Regions from separate parts of the Homo sapiens genome. Here region 1 is linked to region 2. The links are chromatin loops, found by intact Hi-C in ENCODE. Cell type or tissue: heart left ventricle. All regions are shown on one strand. Links, peaks and the distances in the headings refer to the core of each region. The heading gives the core; the rest is flanking DNA.

Region 1 (8,327 bases), core at 148-8,147, 350 kb before region 2:
GAGTCTGGCCCAGGGCCTTTGGAGATGAGCCCTTGCTTTCACTGTTTGCCTCTCAAGAAAGAGCTGGAGTCCACGCCGGCCTGGCAGCCAGGAGTGAGGGACGCTTCTCACCCACCTTCTCACTGGGCGGCTGTGTGTTGAATGAGGTGTTCCCACGGGGCCTGCGACATTTCGAGTTTTACATTTTGGTGAACAAAGAGGGGTTAGAGTTGACCACAGTCGCTGTGCCCCTCGGTGGGGAGGTTTTCGGCCCACCTGAAACGGCTGGGCCTGCGACTCCTGATGCCAGATTCCTGGGCGAGGGGAGCAAGCCGCTCACAGGGTGGCAGGTGGGCGTTCGCCTAATGTGGGCCCAAGTGCCGCCCCTCGCGGGCTCCCTGGACTCCCCACCTCCGTGAGCACCCCTTTCTAGAAGGACTGTCCCAATACTGGATGGAGGGGGTCCTGCCCCAAGCTTTTGCCAAAAGCTCTGGGAGTGAGACGTGGGGTTGGCTTCCTGGAAGGATGACTGCTCTGTGGGGCTGGGCTTGGCACATCCCTAAAGTAGATGCCAAGGACACCTGCTGATGCGCCGCCTGGTGGCCAGAAAGCAGCTTGCAGCCACCTTCCTACCCACCTACCCACCGGTGAAGGACCTGGTCATTGAGCCAGCTTTGCTTTGAGTTAAGGGATGATGATCATTCAAAGCTTGCTTGGGATTTTTCTTACTGTCCTAAGAGGGGTGGTATACAATTGTCTGTGGGGCCAGCGGCTGATGGACTCTCCTTCCCGAGAGGCTGGGTGGGCAGAGACAGCACCTTGCTCAGCAACCCCTCAACACCAGCCTGACTGGCTGAGGCTCTGGGGGCAGAGTGTGTGCGCACATGTGAAGGTGTGTGTACATGTGAGCGCATGTGTGCATGAGTGGATGTGCATGCATGTGAATGTGTTGAGAGTATGCGGGCGTGCACGTGAGTGTGCATGTGATGTGGGTATATGTGTGCATGTTAATGTGTGCACGTGTGTTGAAAGTGTGCATGTGTGGATTGCATGTATGCGAATGTGCATGTGTGTGGATTGCATGTATATGAATGTGTGTGCATGTGTGGGTTGCATGTGTGTGTGGGTTGCATGTGTGTATGTGTGTGCATGTGTGCATGGATTGCATGTATGTGAATGTGTGTGCATGTTGGATTGCATGTGAGTGCATGTGATGGTATATGTGTGTGAGTGCATGTAAAAGTGTGCATGTGTGTGGATTGCATGTGTGTGTGAATCTGTGTGCATGTGATATGGGTATATGTATGCATGTGTGTGCATGTGTGTTGAGAGTGTGCATGTGATTTGGGTATGTGTGCATGTGAGTTGTGCATGTGTGTTGAGTGCATGTGAGCATGTGGATTGCATGTGTGAGTGCATGTGTGTGGACTGTGTATGTGCATGTATGTGCATGTGAGTGTGAGTGTATGTGTGTTGACTGTGTGCATGTGAGCGTGTGGATTCCATGTGTGTTAAGAGTGTGCATATGGGTGCGTGGATTGCATGAGTGTGCATGTGATGTGGGTATATGTATGCATGTGTGTAGGTTTCATTGTTGAGACTGTGCATGTGTATTGTGTGTACATGTGTGTGGATTACATGTGTGTGGATTGCATGTGTGTTGGGTGCATGTGAATGTGTGGGTTGCATGTGAGTGTATGTGACTGTGTGTGCATGTGTGGATTGCATGTGTGTTGAGTGTGTGCATGTGTGGGGGTTGCATGTATGTGAATGTGTGTGCATGTGCGTGTGTGCACGTGAGTGCGTCGTGAGTGCGTGTATGCATGCATGGGTGTGTGAGAGTGATTGTCCTCCCAGAAGCTGTGTAACTGCAGCATTTCCCAGTGGCGTGAGGCTGGGGAAGCACCTCCGATTTCCAGGCTGTTTCTCTCCCCAATTTTCAGGCTGTTTCTCTGTGCAGCTCCTTCCTAACTCGGTGCCTTCCCTGTGTGTTTCTTTCCCACCAGGGCCCGGCAGGAAGATGGGCTCCCGTGGACAGGGACTCTTGCTGGCGTACTGCCTGCTCCTTGCCTTTGCCTCTGGCCTGGTCCTGAGTCGTGTGCCCCATGTCCAGGGGGAACAGCAGGAGTGGGAGGGGACTGAGGAGCTGCCGTCGCCTCCGGACCATGCCGAGAGGTGAGGGGCCACGAGGGTGTAATAGCAGGAGCTCTGGCTCTGGCCAGGCTGAGCCTGGGCCTTGGGGCCCCTGGGGGAGCTAGTTCACTGTGAGATGTGAAGGCAAGAAAGCTGAAGCTGAGCCGTGGCCCTGCTGGAGGCTGGTCCTGCAGGACAGACGAGCGATTCCTCCTTTCAGTGGCTTGGGCACCTCACCTGAAACTGCGGACAGTGATCCAGCCTCACCACGAGCCTAAAGGAGTGGGGTCTGCAAGTGGCTTTGCAGCTGCCTCCTTAAGAGCAGACCAAGCTCCCAACCTGCCCTCCAGTTTGTCTTTCCATTCTCACTTTGTCCGCTGAGAATATCTGCTGGGGACCTAGGCACCACTTGGAGGCAGGGAGAAGTGGAGCATGGCCTTAGGAGAGATGCTGGACCAAGAGCTGGTGTCCATGGCCCACGCGTCTTATCACACTGCAGGACAGGAGAGGACAGCGGAGACTGGGTGGGCCAAGTGTCGGCTTCCCTTGAAAGGTTGTGAAGGACTCTGGATGGCCTTCGTGTCTACGACCTGCAATGACAGAGAGACTCCAGCCGACCTGGGACATTTCCTAGGGAAGCCGAGTGCTTCATCCAACTGCCATGTACCCAGAGTGAGGTCCTGGAGACCCGGCGACAGCTCAAGCCTGGCTTGGAGTCTCTTCATTATTTTGAGCGTTGGGCTGACTTGATACTTGAGGCTTCAGACTAACTTCAGTGTACGATGGGATTGGACAGGATTTGAGGTTGAGTCACATCATTCCGTTCTTTCTTCCTCTCCCTCCTCTTTCTTTGATTGAGCCCCTCCTATCAGTCAGGCCATCCCCCAGGCACGGGGGGACACATGAGTGGCACAGTCCTGGCCTCCAGGAGCTCTGAGGCCGAGAGGGAGATAGACACATGAGAGACAGGGCAGCGTGGTGGGCTTTGTAGTAGGGGTGTACCCATGACGCTGGAGGCAGGGCCAGGAGAGGGAGGAGCGGGTCCCAGGAAGACTGAAAGGAGTGAACTAGGTCTTGAAGGACACCTGCGGGCCTCCCAGGTGCAGAAGGAGGGGAAAGCTACCTGGTAGCCAGAATGGGGTGTGCAAAGGCATGGCTGGTGGTGTTTGTTGGGCTGGTGGGTGGTTTGGGATGGTGAGACCCAGTGCTGGAGGCTGGAGGCTGGAGGACAGTAGGGCAGTTGAGCCTGGAGGCAGCTGGGTCTAGTTGGGGAGGGTCTCACCTGAACTCAATCCTACAAAGAACAAGAGGAATCATGGGAAAGCTTGAATTGGACGGTGTTCTCGGAAGAATGCCAGAGGGAGGCAGCAGAGAGGATGAGCTGGTGCGGGGAGGGGCAGATTCCAAGTGAGAGTCGAAATGGCAGGGGTGCATCAGAGATGATGAGGGCCCTGGGCTCAGTTCTGGAGGTGCCTTTTGGCTGGGAGCCCAGGACTCTGCTGAAAGTTGTGCCAGGGGGTTGGCGGAGGGAGTCGGGGGTGATGCCGAAGGCTCCACCCTGGGCACCCGCTGTTGATGCCAGGAACAGAGCTCAGAAAGAGAAGATTCCAGGGGCGAAGGGATGGGGACAGGGGTTTCGGTTTTGCATACATGACATCTGTGGGGCCTGTTGCATCTCCAGATGGAGACTTCTGGTGAGAAGTTTGAAGTCAAGGTCTGGGGCTTAGGAGAGAGGTAGGGGTGAGATGTCCATCTGGGAGTCCTGGGCTTATGGGTAGCTGAACTTAGGGCACAGAGATCCGTTTCCTGGATAGTCTGGGGTGCAGAAGTGGGAGCAGCATTAGATGAGGAGCTGGCCCATCCAGGGGGACTTTGCTGCCCCCGTGGGTCTGCGCAGCTCTACAGCCTGGGCAAGAAGAGCCACAAGCCAGAGCACATGTGATGCCATGAGGGGCCGCGAGGTGGCAGCCAGGAGCCGCCGCCGTCCATCCTGCCTGCGGGCTTGTCCTTCCAATCAGGTTGGAAACATAAGAGTCTCTCCAGCGGCTACAGCTGAGGGGAATCCTAAAGATCCAGTTGAACCTTCTTATTTGCAGACGAGTCAGCTTCATATGTTATTTTCTAGCATCACGGATATACGATAGGGAGTCCCGGCATTGTCTTGTGTCACCCAAAGACCCTCTCTTAGAAGTGTGGATTTCTCCCGAGCAGCCCCCATCTTGCGTGGCACTCAATTGATCGCTGCGTGTGTTTCCAGGACTGTCATTGCCTTTAACAGAGGGCAGGGGGCTCGTTCGGTAGTGAGGATCCCAGAGTGGGCCGTGAGCCCACCAGCGTGAACACAGAGCCTTGTGGGTCCAGGTGAGAGAGTGAGAAGGCAGGTCAGGCATGCCAGAACCACTGGCAGCAGGAGAGAGCAGCGTTTCCAGGCCTGAGAGTGGCTGACTTTCACTGTGATTCTTTATTCCCTCAGGGCTGAAGAACAACATGAAAAATACAGGCCCAGTCAGGACCAGGGGCTCCCTGCTTCCCGGTGCTTGCGCTGCTGTGACCCCGGTACCTCCATGTACCCGGCGACCGCCGTGCCCCAGATCAACATCACTATCTTGAAAGGTCAGATGGCTGCAAAGACAAGCACGGGGTGGCCGGGCTGCTCTGTGCTGATCCGGAGGAAGGGATGGAGTCGTTAGGGTGGGGCTAGGCGAGAGCAGAATGGCTCCCTCGGGACAGGGAGCAGAGGCAGGCAGGCTGTCATCTAGAGGGGAAGGCACAGGAAATTCTGATTTTGAGGCTCTGGCCCCTCTCCAAGAGGAGGGGTTGGAAAGGGGCCCACAGGACCAAGAGCAGGAGAGGGAGCCCAGAGGCTACTCGGGGTCTCGTCCCTCCAGTTGTATGTGGACGCCAGGCTTCTAGGCCCTTTGCTTTGGGGCTTGGTCCCCCAGCCTGCTTTCTGAAATGCCACCTGCTCGCTCCGGTCCTGCACACGGCAGATAACCCTGCACAGCCCCGTGAAATCGAACTGGAAACACTTGCAGCCTAGATCCCCAGCTGGCCCCGACATCTGGAGTTCATTTGCTCAGAGCGAGCCGTCGGTCTGGCCGCAGAGCCCATTGCTTTTGGACGAACCCGTATGTTCCATTTTCTTTTTTTTCTTTTCTTTTTTTTTTTTTTTACCAGGGCTTTCCAGAAGGAAAAAAAAATTATTGCTTCTGGGCGAAAATAGAACCATCCTTGAGGTTGAGTCTGTTTGCTTGGCCATTTTGGGAATCACAATACCTCTGTGCCAGGCTGGGACGCCGCCCGTGGCAGGGGGCTGGGGGCAGGAGTGAAGCTTCTGCCAGGTCAGGGCTGTGAGGACGAATCAGGACAGCGCCAGGGACCGGAGAGTGAGCAGCCAAGGCTCAGGACACTACCGGATTGCTCCATTAACAGCACGCGTTTTCCCATCCCTTTTAGGGGAGAAGGGTGACCGCGGAGATCGAGGCCTCCAAGGGAAATATGGCAAAACAGGCTCAGCAGGGGCCAGGGGCCACACTGGACCCAAAGGGCAGAAGGGCTCCATGGGGGCCCCTGGGGAGCGGTGCAAGAGCCACTACGCCGCCTTTTCGGTGGGCCGGAAGAAGCCCATGCACAGCAACCACTACTACCAGACGGTGATCTTCGACACGGAGTTCGTGAACCTCTACGACCACTTCAACATGTTCACCGGCAAGTTCTACTGCTACGTGCCCGGCCTCTACTTCTTCAGCCTCAACGTGCACACCTGGAACCAGAAGGAGACCTACCTGCACATCATGAAGAACGAGGAGGAGGTGGTGATCTTGTTCGCGCAGGTGGGCGACCGCAGCATCATGCAAAGCCAGAGCCTGATGCTGGAGCTGCGAGAGCAGGACCAGGTGTGGGTACGCCTCTACAAGGGCGAACGTGAGAACGCCATCTTCAGCGAGGAGCTGGACACCTACATCACCTTCAGTGGCTACCTGGTCAAGCACGCCACCGAGCCCTAGCTGGCCGGCCACCTCCTTTCCTCTCGCCACCTTCCACCCCTGCGCTGTGCTGACCCCACCGCCTCTTCCCCGATCCCTGGACTCCGACTCCCTGGCTTTGGCATTCAGTGAGACGCCCTGCACACACAGAAAGCCAAAGCGATCGGTGCTCCCAGATCCCGCAGCCTCTGGAGAGAGCTGACGGCAGATGAAATCACCAGGGCGGGGCACCCGCGAGAACCCTCTGGGACCTTCCGCGGCCCTCTCTGCACACATCCTCAAGTGACCCCGCACGGCGAGACGCGGGTGGCGGCAGGGCGTCCCAGGGTGCGGCACCGCGGCTCCAGTCCTTGGAAATAATTAGGCAAATTCTAAAGGTCTCAAAAGGAGCAAAGTAAACCGTGGAGGACAAAGAAAAGGGTTGTTATTTTTGTCTTTCCAGCCAGCCTGCTGGCTCCCAAGAGAGAGGCCTTTTCAGTTGAGACTCTGCTTAAGAGAAGATCCAAAGTTAAAGCTCTGGGGTCAGGGGAGGGGCCGGGGGCAGGAAACTACCTCTGGCTTAATTCTTTTAAGCCACGTAGGAACTTTCTTGAGGGATAGGTGGACCCTGACATCCCTGTGGCCTTGCCCAAGGGCTCTGCTGGTCTTTCTGAGTCACAGCTGCGAGGTGATGGGGGCTGGGGCCCCAGGCGTCAGCCTCCCAGAGGGACAGCTGAGCCCCCTGCCTTGGCTCCAGGTTGGTAGAAGCAGCCGAAGGGCTCCTGACAGTGGCCAGGGACCCCTGGGTCCCCCAGGCCTGCAGATGTTTCTATGAGGGGCAGAGCTCCTGGTACATCCATGTGTGGCTCTGCTCCACCCCTGTGCCACCCCAGAGCCCTGGGGGGTGGTCTCCATGCCTGCCACCCTGGCATCGGCTTTCTGTGCCGCCTCCCACACAAATCAGCCCCAGAAGGCCCCGGGGCCTTGGCTTCTGTTTTTTATAAAACACCTCAAGCAGCACTGCAGTCTCCCATCTCCTCGTGGGCTAAGCATCACCGCTTCCACGTGTGTTGTGTTGGTTGGCAGCAAGGCTGATCCAGACCCCTTCTGCCCCCACTGCCCTCATCCAGGCCTCTGACCAGTAGCCTGAGAGGGGCTTTTTCTAGGCTTCAGAGCAGGGGAGAGCTGGAAGGGGCTAGAAAGCTCCCGCTTGTCTGTTTCTCAGGCTCCTGTGAGCCTCAGTCCTGAGACCAGAGTCAAGAGGAAGTACACGTCCCAATCACCCGTGTCAGGATTCACTCTCAGGAGCTGGGTGGCAGGAGAGGCAATAGCCCCTGTGGCAATTGCAGGACCAGCTGGAGCAGGGTTGCGGTGTCTCCACGGTGCTCTCGCCCTGCCCATGGCCACCCCAGACTCTGATCTCCAGGAACCCCATAGCCCCTCTCCACCTCACCCCATGTTGATGCCCAGGGTCACTCTTGCTACCCGCTGGGCCCCCAAACCCCCGCTGCCTCTCTTCCTTCCCCCCATCCCCCACCTGGTTTTGACTAATCCTGCTTCCCTCTCTGGGCCTGGCTGCCGGGATCTGGGGTCCCTAAGTCCCTCTCTTTAAAGAACTTCTGCGGGTCAGACTCTGAAGCCGAGTTGCTGTGGGCGTGCCCGGAAGCAGAGCGCCACACTCGCTGCTTAAGCTCCCCCAGCTCTTTCCAGAAAACATTAAACTCAGAATTGTGTTTTCAGCATCCTGCCTCGTCAGTTTGCTCATTAAACTGAATCCTTTTCGTCTTCTCCTCTCCACCCAAGGCCCACTCCTGCCTGGGAGGCCCTCAGCTTCATACCTGGGGACATTGGTACCCAGCAGGTGCATGCTGGACCCTGAGTTGCCTCGCTCCTCCAGGGGGTGCAGCCTCCCATGGGTGGGGCAGCGACAGCGTGTCTCAGCTGCAGCTGAACGTGTGCCTGAGTCGGGCGCCTGGGGCCTGGGTGGGTCTGGGGACTTGTGAGAGGTGGGTGGGAGGCAGGGGCTTGATCTCCTGAGCAGGACCGCACTGTCCCCCGGGAGGGAGAGAAACTGTGGAGGTAGCAGCTTGGCCATGGCTCTGCAGCCTGGACACTATTCCTTTCCTAGGGCTGCCGTGGAAACTGGGGTTGGGGCGTGGGTGGCATAAGCCTCTAGCGGAGGGTCCTTCCTGCCCCTTCCAGCTATTGGTAGCCCCAGGCACTCCTTGGCTTGCGGCTGCATCTCCTCAG
Region 2 (8,327 bases), core at 197-8,196:
ACACACAGCATTTCCACTGCGTGACTTCAGTAATTTGTTTCTACAGTAAAAACTGATCTGATACAGCCTAGTAAAGGGTTTTGTGTATCTGAGTGTGCTTTTCATCACAAAAAAACCCCAGCATCCTTAAAGGTTAAGAAAAATCGGTCCTATTATTCTAACAACTCACAGGCGTGAGTCAAAACATGAAGGCAAACACACTCTGGGGAACACTCATCAGAGACCCTGAAAACAAGTCCCAGGTCTTTTAAAAGCAACCTCAGCTTTCCGGCAGGGCCTGATCTAGGGATAAATACTGCCAGGGCCCACAGGGTCCCACCGTCTTCACTGGAAGATGGCTGGTACCGCCCGCATGGGCTGGATGAGAAAGCTGAGGCCAGAGAGGACAGGCTTCTCCCCCAAGCCAAATACAAATGAGGGGCCATGAGCTCTGCCTCACTGTGGTTCTCACCACTGCCTATGTGCCATGTTGTTGGACTGGGGGCCCCCAGGCTGGGTGCAGTGGGGCCACTTCTTTCACTGGGAGCAGGAGGAAGATTCTTCTTGCCTCCTGAAAACCCATAACCACACTGCAGGGGGCCTGGGCACTTGGAGTTCAAGGGAAGAGCCCACTCCTTCCCAACCCATACCCCAAGAGCAGGACCAGACTAACGTGTGCATGGGTATGTGTGCACTGTACAGTGTGTGTGCACATGTGCAAGAGTGTGTGATTGTGTGTACGAGTGTGCATACATGCGTGTGCATGTGTACATGTGTGCATGTACATGCATGTGTGAACGTGTACCTGTGTGTGCATGTGTGAATGTGTACGTGTGTGTGTGTGTGCATGCAAGTGGATATGAACTTGTGTGCATGTACATGTGTGCACTGTGCAGTGTGTGTGCCTACGTGTGCATGTGTGTGCATGTGGACATGTATATGTGCATGTGTGGTTGTGCATACAAATGTGTGTGCATGTGTGTGTGCATGTGTGTTAGCAGCTCTCTGACCACACAGACTGGGCCATAACTACGCAGCCCCCATGTGCTCCATGGGCTGTGACTGGGGTGGGGGCTCTATCACAGAAGAGTCATGCCCAGGCCAGAAGAGCTTGAGAGAACAAGGAGTTGGGCCCTTCCAGGGCCTCAAAAGCACCCAGGCATGACCACGGCTGAACGAGGATGCAGAGCCAGTGCAAGATCCTGTTTTAGGGAGCTTTGTCAAGGGTTACTCATCTCCCCACGCATGGAGCCTGTTCCCTACTTCTTCCAACACACATGGAATCGTTTTCAGCTGTGTCCAGATGCCTTCCCACCTGCATGCGCCTTACTTAGTCACCAAAGGCAGGCATTTTTAAAAGAGAAGATTTTTAATAAATCTCTAATCTCTTTTAAAAACAGGGGATTTAAGCTGGCTCTGAGCGCCCCTGCTCCAGGAAGCTCACTGCACAGCTGCGGGCTGGATCTCGTTCCCACCTGCAGCAGCACTACCCTCTAGTGGCCACGGAGGATGTCCACGTCCCGGCCAGGGTTCCCGGCAAGGACACAGGTGGCAGCTCCTCAGCAGCCGCCTCCAGCCACCCCTCCTGCACATGCCCCGGTGCTGCCGGAGCCTCTCGCCAAGCATCACTCACACAGGTGGCCACCACAGCCCCACTGATAATTCATCTTGCCCGCTAACCACTTATCTCTGAGCTGTGCTCACCGATCACCATCCTCTCCCAGCGGCAGGGAACAGATTCCCTTAACTCCTCCCAGCCGCCAAGCCCTCCAATCCTTTAGAACTGGGGCCTTGCCTCTCAGCTTCCTTCGCCTCCTGCAATAAGCATTTCAGAGGGAGACGTGGCCCCACCAATGGCCTTTTCTCTACATCCTTCCTCCACACTGACCATGAATGAGAACAGAGACGGAGGGACGAAGCGGTGGGCGCGGGGGGGCGGTGTGGCAAGCACCGCGTCACAGGGGAGGAAACTCACTTTTGAAGTTTGGGGTCCCCTTCCTCTCTCCCTCGCTGCTCTTCCAGGAGAGCACTAACCACCAAACCTCGGGTCACTCACCCCTTTGGTGTGCAACGAGAGTTGGTGGTTATGTGACATATGGAGGACTGGGGGTAGAAACACAAAGGTCTGGGGACCCCTAGAATGAGATGCCCAAATAAACAGTAGCTGGGTATTCTCTGGAGCACTCCTGCCCCTGGGAGGCCCCCTTTCTGGACTTTTGACTTCTCCCCGTCAGTAATGCTGCAGCTGGTTCGTACTTTTCAGGAACTCTACAAGCCAGCTGACAGCAGCTGACAGCCCTTGAGGGGGTATTTACAGCAGGGGAATTGACAAATGCTACACATCAACCTGCTTTAGTTCCTTTGGAAGAGCCTATTGTTAAACACTGAGTCCCCCACCCTGCCTCGGCCTCAGTGGGTCTCCACTCAGGTAAGGGCAGCCTTACCGACACATGACACATGAGCATGCTGGGCCGGTTTCCAGACTGCCTGACTCCAGAGATCTGGGGTGGGACAGACGACATGCCTTTCTTGTACGTTCCTGGGGAATGCCAGTACTTCCAGGCTGGGGACCGTACTTGGGGAACCAGTGCTCAGTGGTTCATCAGCACGAATTAATTTATACAAAGGCACAAAAGACAACAGTTTAGAATGAGAGGAGACTGAGGGGGCCAGGGCCATGCTCAGATACTGCAGGGCTGGAGACTAGCGTTTTCTGTTTCCAAAGCAGAGAGGGTTTCAGCTGAGAAGGAGGCCTTGGAGCAACCAGAGCCAGGTCTCCGCAGCCTCCAGGTCTCTGTAGCCTCCGGGTCTCCGCAGCCTCCAGGTCTCCGCAGCCTCCAGGTCTCCGCAGCCTCCAGGTCTCCGTAGCCTCCAGGTCTCCGCAGCCGCCGGGTCTCCGCAGCCTCCGGGTCTCCGCAGCCTCCGGGTCTCCGTAGCCAGCCACCCGGCCGAGGGGCTGGGTCCACAGAGGAGGACCAGCAGCAGTGAAGGGCAAGTCCACAGAGTTCTGAGGTGTCCAACCTCCGGGACGCTGCACTGACTTTCAAGTGCCCAGAGGTCCTCCTAGAATAACACATCCCTCCGCCCCATCATCCTGCAATCCTTTAGCTGGCAGACACCAGCATCCCGGGGGGACTTCTTAGACTCCACTCTGAGTTTGGCTTTGCCACGCTGTGGTTTCATCACGACCATCACGGCCAGGTGACGGGTTCCAGCTCATTCGGGGCTCAGCCCCATCTGCCCACTTTGGTGCTGGAAAATGCACTCAGAGTCCAACCGGCGTGGAAATACAGTCTTTGCGCCACTGCTTTTTTTTTTTTTTTTTAGATGGAGTCTCGCTCTTGTCGCCCAGGCTGGAGTGCAGTGGCACAATCTCGGCTCACTACAACGTCTGCCTCTCAGGTTCAAGTGATTCTCCTGCCTCAGCCTCCCAAGTAGCTGGGATTACAGGCGCCTGCCACCAAACCCAGCTAATTTTGTATTTTTAGTAGAGACAGGGTTTCGCCATGTTGGCCAGGCTGGTCTCGAACTCCTTATCTCAGACAATCTGCCCGTCTCGGCCTCCCAACGCATGGCCCATTCAAAGTTTGCCAGAGGCGAGTTCAGGGTGGGGATCCTGGCAGTGGGAAACTGGAGGAGCGCATGGAGCATCTGAGAGTTGAGGCAGCGGAACCCCTCACCAGGAGGCACCTTCCTGCCCAGACACCTCGGGATGAGCCCCTGGTGGGACTGCTCGGGTGCCGGCAGGGAGTTCCTGGACCCACCCAAAGCCAGCTCTGCTTCTCCCTTCTCTCTTCCCGCTTTCTTCTCCACAGCCCCCTGATTCCCACAGATCCTTCCCTGGAAGGCTTTCTCGCTGTCTCTTCAAAGTCTCTCTTCTACCCACTGCCATGGGAGCCTTCGCACCTCGGGTCTGGTGGCCTGTAACCCCTGCCAGCCAGGCTCCCTGATACCAGCCTCTCTTTTTCCAGACAGTCTGATTAACTTTTCTAAAACCTCACTACCACTGTATCAAACTCCAGCTTCTCTTCAACCGTCAGCGACTTCCCCACTGCTTGCAGGATGAAATCCAAATTCCTTAGCGCAACCCCCAAGCTGGGGTCTCAGCTCCAGCACCTCTCACCTGACCCTCAATGACCAGCTGTCTCAGGGGGAGAAAAAGGGAGGATTTAAACCCAGCACACCTGGGTTCAAGCTTCAGCTCTCCTTCCCACGATTGGTGAACACTCGGGCAGGTTACCTAACTTCTCTGAGCCTCAGTCTCCTCTGCTTAATAATGGGTGGTATCATAACATCTTCCTGAATTATTATCTAAAATGTCAAGTTCATGACTTGTCCGCCCAAATACGGCAAATGCCACCGATTTTAATCTCACCCGAAACCAACCTCACAGGTGCTGATTCACTTTTAGGAATTAGGAATTTAGTTTTAGGAATGAAGAAATGAGGCCCAGTGAGGTACATGTACACGTGCACATGTGCATACATGCGTGTGTACTTGCCTGCCTGTGCATCCACATATATGTGCGTGTGAGCGTGTGTGGGCACAGGAAAGTCTGTGTGCACGTGTGAGTTAGGGTGGGGGGTATGTGGAGACACCAGGACCACCAACATGCATGACAACGAGAACCAGTACGCATGTGTTTGGGGGACAGCACACCCCCGCTCTGATCCTCGGTTTCCGAATCTGTTAAAAAAAAAAGGCTCCAGGCTGGACAAGCCCCAGGTCCCCTCCTTCCCGGTTCTGAAGCTCACAGGTCGCGGGTTTGCTGAGAAGGCACGTGCTCCCCCTGGTGGAAGGAAACTTGTATGGCAACGCTCCCGCCAGGGCCCCGCGATGGTCAGGCTTTCTGCCGTCTTGGAAACAGACACCGACAAGCAACAGGGTTCCCATAGTGCCCGGGCACTTCGGACCCGCTGCGGGACCTTGGGCAAACTCTTTTAGCCTCAGCACCTTCCTCTGTGAAATGGAGCCAACAACAGCACATCACAGAGCTAACAGTAAAGAAAACTGGGGCAGCCTCCTCACCCCCGTCTCTTTTCTCAGTGGTTAGTTATGCCAACGATTGTTCCAGAATCCAAACTCACACAGCAGAGAGAGGCAGCTCAGCACACGGACCTTGCAGCCAGTTGGCCCTGAATTCCAGCCCTGCCACTTACTAGCTGTGTGATCCTGGGCACGTGATTTCACCGTCTTTCATTGTGGAGTTGTGAAGATTCATAAGCTAACTCTCACACGGTAGTGAGCGCAGGGCCCGGCCACTCACAGGTGCATGGTAATGTCGGTGGTACAGGTGTCTTGTGGCTGTCACTGAGGTTGTTCATAATCTCCTGGCTCCTGTTCCTGCTGGAGCCACGGGGAGCTGCCCTTCCCACCCACTTAAGTTAGGCACCATCCCGTGACTTGCTTTGCCCAACAAAATGGGAGCAGAGGGGTGTCACTTCCAGCCGAAGTTTGCAGAACCAACAGTGTGTGCAGTACCACACCCTCTCTTCCCGATATCTGGCAAGCATCGGGCAGTGGCTCTATGAGCTTGGGTCCTGAGTGAGGGCAACAGCACAGCACAACACCCTCAGGAACCAAGATGCATATGAGCCAGAAATCAACCCGCAATTGCTACAGATCTCTGATGTGGGGTTGTTTGTTACTGAGCATAACCTGCTGCTGCTGACTGAGACACTGACTCCTGCAGAGCTTCTCTGAGGAGAAAGGATTCCTTCTCATTTATCCTGACATGTACTTACTAAATAGGAATATTTATCAGTTAACGAACACACATTTCCTTTCCCCAAACCTAAACTACCAAGCAAGAGAACCACCAAAATTTGCAATTCCAAGTGCATCGTGATGGAGACCAAAGCCCCAACTTGACCACTACACAGTCTGCACATGTAACAAAATTGCACCTGTGCCCCCAAAATATGTAGGAGTTGTAAAATATACACAATGAACTGTGATATGAGCAAGAGATAGAACATAGCAGAGTGCAAAGGCATTTTTTCTCAAACACACAAAACCTTTATGGAGACGGATTTGGGGTTTCACAGTTCAGTTCCACCCGCGTAGCCGCCTGCTGCAGCACAGGGGGAAAGGGAGGCTTGGGGCACCTCTCCTACCCACACCCCAACCCCACACTTCCACCTGCACCTAACTTGCTTGTTAGAAGACAGGAGAGTCGTGGTTACAATACACTGGGAGGGAGATGCTGGACGAAGCAAGCCTCTCAGGGGAGACCCGGCCAGTGAGCAGCCGCAGGGAAACGCTCTCCGTTCGTGTGGTCCCTGGCGCCACCTCGCGGCGCTGGCTGGCACTGCTGGGAGCTGGCTCCTGGTCGGCAATCTGCTCCTGCTCCTGGCCAGGGCAATAGCACACTGGATGCTGAGCGGGTCATCACACACATCGGAGCTGGTCATCAATGAACATCTGAGCCAGTCATCACATACATCGGAGCCGGTCATCAATGCACATCTGAGCCGGTCATCACACACATGATCTGAGCCTGTCGCCACACATCGTCTGAGCCGGTCATCACGCACATCTGAGCCGGTCATCATACACATCATCTGAGCTGGTCATCACGCACATCAGAGCTGGTCATCATGCACATCAGAGCTGGTCATCATCATGCACATCATCTGAGCCAGTCATCATGCACATCTGAGCTGGTCATCACACACATCATCTGAGCCGGTCATCACGCACATCATCTGAGCCATTCATCGCACACATCAGAGATGGCCATCAATGCACATCTGAGCCGGTCATCATACACATCATCTGAGCCGGTCACCACGCACATCGTCTGAGCCAGTCATGCACATCTGAGTCTGTCCCCGTGCACATCATCTGAACTGGTCATCACACACATCGGAGCTGGTCATCAGTGCACATCCGAGCCCGTCATCATACACATCATCTGAGCCGGTCACTATGCACATCGTCTGAGCCAATCATCACGCACATCTGAGTTGGTCCCCGCGCACATCATCTGAATCGGTCATCACACACACATCTGAGCCCTCGCCTGTGGGCTGAGATCTGCGAGAATGGACAGAGGGCCCAGGATGGAAAAGCATGAGGGACTCAAGGACGACACTGTGTCCAGGTCCAGGGAGGAGCTCACCCTGCACCCTGATCACTGAGACACTCACTCCCCACAGTGCAGAGTGACCCTGAGGCCAGAGCCCAGCCAAGCCCCCATCTCCACCACTGGGGCAGGGGTCTCCAGGGCCCTCTGAGTGCAGGTGGGGTTCATCTTACCCCCTGGAAAACAGTCTGGCTTCTATGTCCACCCTAGGCCGGCACCCTAGTGCTTGGCCAAAAATGGAGCAAGCCACGCCAGCCTCAAGGGCCTGTCCTTCTCCATCCACTCCAGGACAGGAGGCTGACAGTCAAGGCAGCACGCACAGTCCTCCCAGCGAGATGAGCAAATGAAGGACGTGAACTGGAAACAGGTCCACAGAGTAAACAAATGGCCCCCACTCTAAATGGTCTTGTCTGAAGCCTTGGACCATGCCTCTTTATCCAAGTCTCTTTGCACAGATAATTGTTCCAACACTGAAGCCTGAGCCCCCACTGACCCACACATCTCTCTCCTCAACTACCCCAGGCTCATTGGAGCCACAGCTCTGCCCCACTCCTGAGACGTCCCGGGCCCTCGCTACATGAGTGACCCAGTGAGGTAGAGGGATATGAGAAGAGCTAGGAGAAGGGCCTGGAGACGCAACACAGGCGCTCGGGGCGTGTGCAGGTGGGACGACGCAGAGAGGCGGCAAGACGTCAGGAGGTGCCAGAAGGGTGGATGAGAACCCAGGGTTAAGTGCAGCCTTCCAGAACAGCCTTAAAGGTGGATCAGCCATCCCAGTGGTGGCCACAGCTGCTGTCATTCAGTGCGACTGATGGGGATCCAGGCCCGCAAAGCAGTGCTCTATCTGGGCCTCCCGTCAACCTTCTGCCGGAGACCAGGGATTCAAGGATCAGTGGCAAAGGGCTAGATGTTTTTGTTAGTCCCTTTGTTTCATTTGCAGCCACGATGAGCTGACACCGGACCCAGCAATGTGTGGCGGCCTCTGTGGAGAACAGCTGCAGGCTCTATCTTGAGCAAGCCTTTGGCTCCCTGCCTGGGAGGACCCCTCCTAAGGGATGGGGCATTCCACACCTGGACTGAGCACAGTGGAGCCAACCACCGCTCAGTGCCGGGAGGAACCACACTTCCTGGGGACCTGCTATGTGTCTGGCCTCGCTTAAGCTGCATCACATCTGTGAGCCACACACGGCTCCATTTGTACAGGTGACCCTCACTGAGGCCAAAGGTGTCTTTGAGACCCTCTCTCCTAAGCCAGGCTCAG

The links. A loop is a pair of places that touch in the nucleus more often than their neighbours do. Peaks named below come from ENCODE experiments on the same cell type or tissue, not always from the same donor. Only the 100,000 strongest peaks of a DNase experiment are listed, where the experiment ranks them.
Region 1: it touches region 2 in a loop (20-fold over the local background); 33 of 110 quality-filtered maps call a loop at or near these places.

The regions. Positions count from the first base shown.
Region 1 is chr17:79,041,970-79,050,296 of GRCh38, forward strand. It overlaps C1QTNF1 (C1q and TNF related 1), which reads left to right. Exons shown (of 4, transcript NM_030968.5): 2 at 1,986-2,154; 3 at 4,586-4,725; 4 at 5,569-7,819. The coding sequence starts at 2,000. The coding sequence ends at 6,119. Among named protein-coding and RNA genes, the nearest start is that of C1QTNF1-AS1, 18 kb to the left of the region's middle. RefSeq lists enhancers at 1,996-2,496, 4,685-5,884. In heart left ventricle, for the core only: CTCF peaks have their summits at 588 (motif pointing left), 787 and 4,062 (motif pointing right); DNase peaks (open chromatin) are centred at 562, 4,072, 5,138, 6,338 and 1 weaker place; H3K4me3 peaks cover 1,986 bases; H3K27ac peaks cover 2,578 bases.
Region 2 is chr17:79,387,192-79,395,518 of GRCh38, forward strand. All of the region lies in intron 2 of RBFOX3 (RNA binding fox-1 homolog 3), which reads right to left. Among named protein-coding and RNA genes, the nearest start is that of RBFOX3, 220 kb to the right of the region's middle. In heart left ventricle, for the core only: CTCF peaks have their summits at 1,483 (motif pointing left), 1,686, 4,773 (motif pointing left) and 6,270 (motif pointing left); DNase peaks (open chromatin) are centred at 1,488, 4,800 and 6,270; H3K27me3 peaks cover 7,635 bases.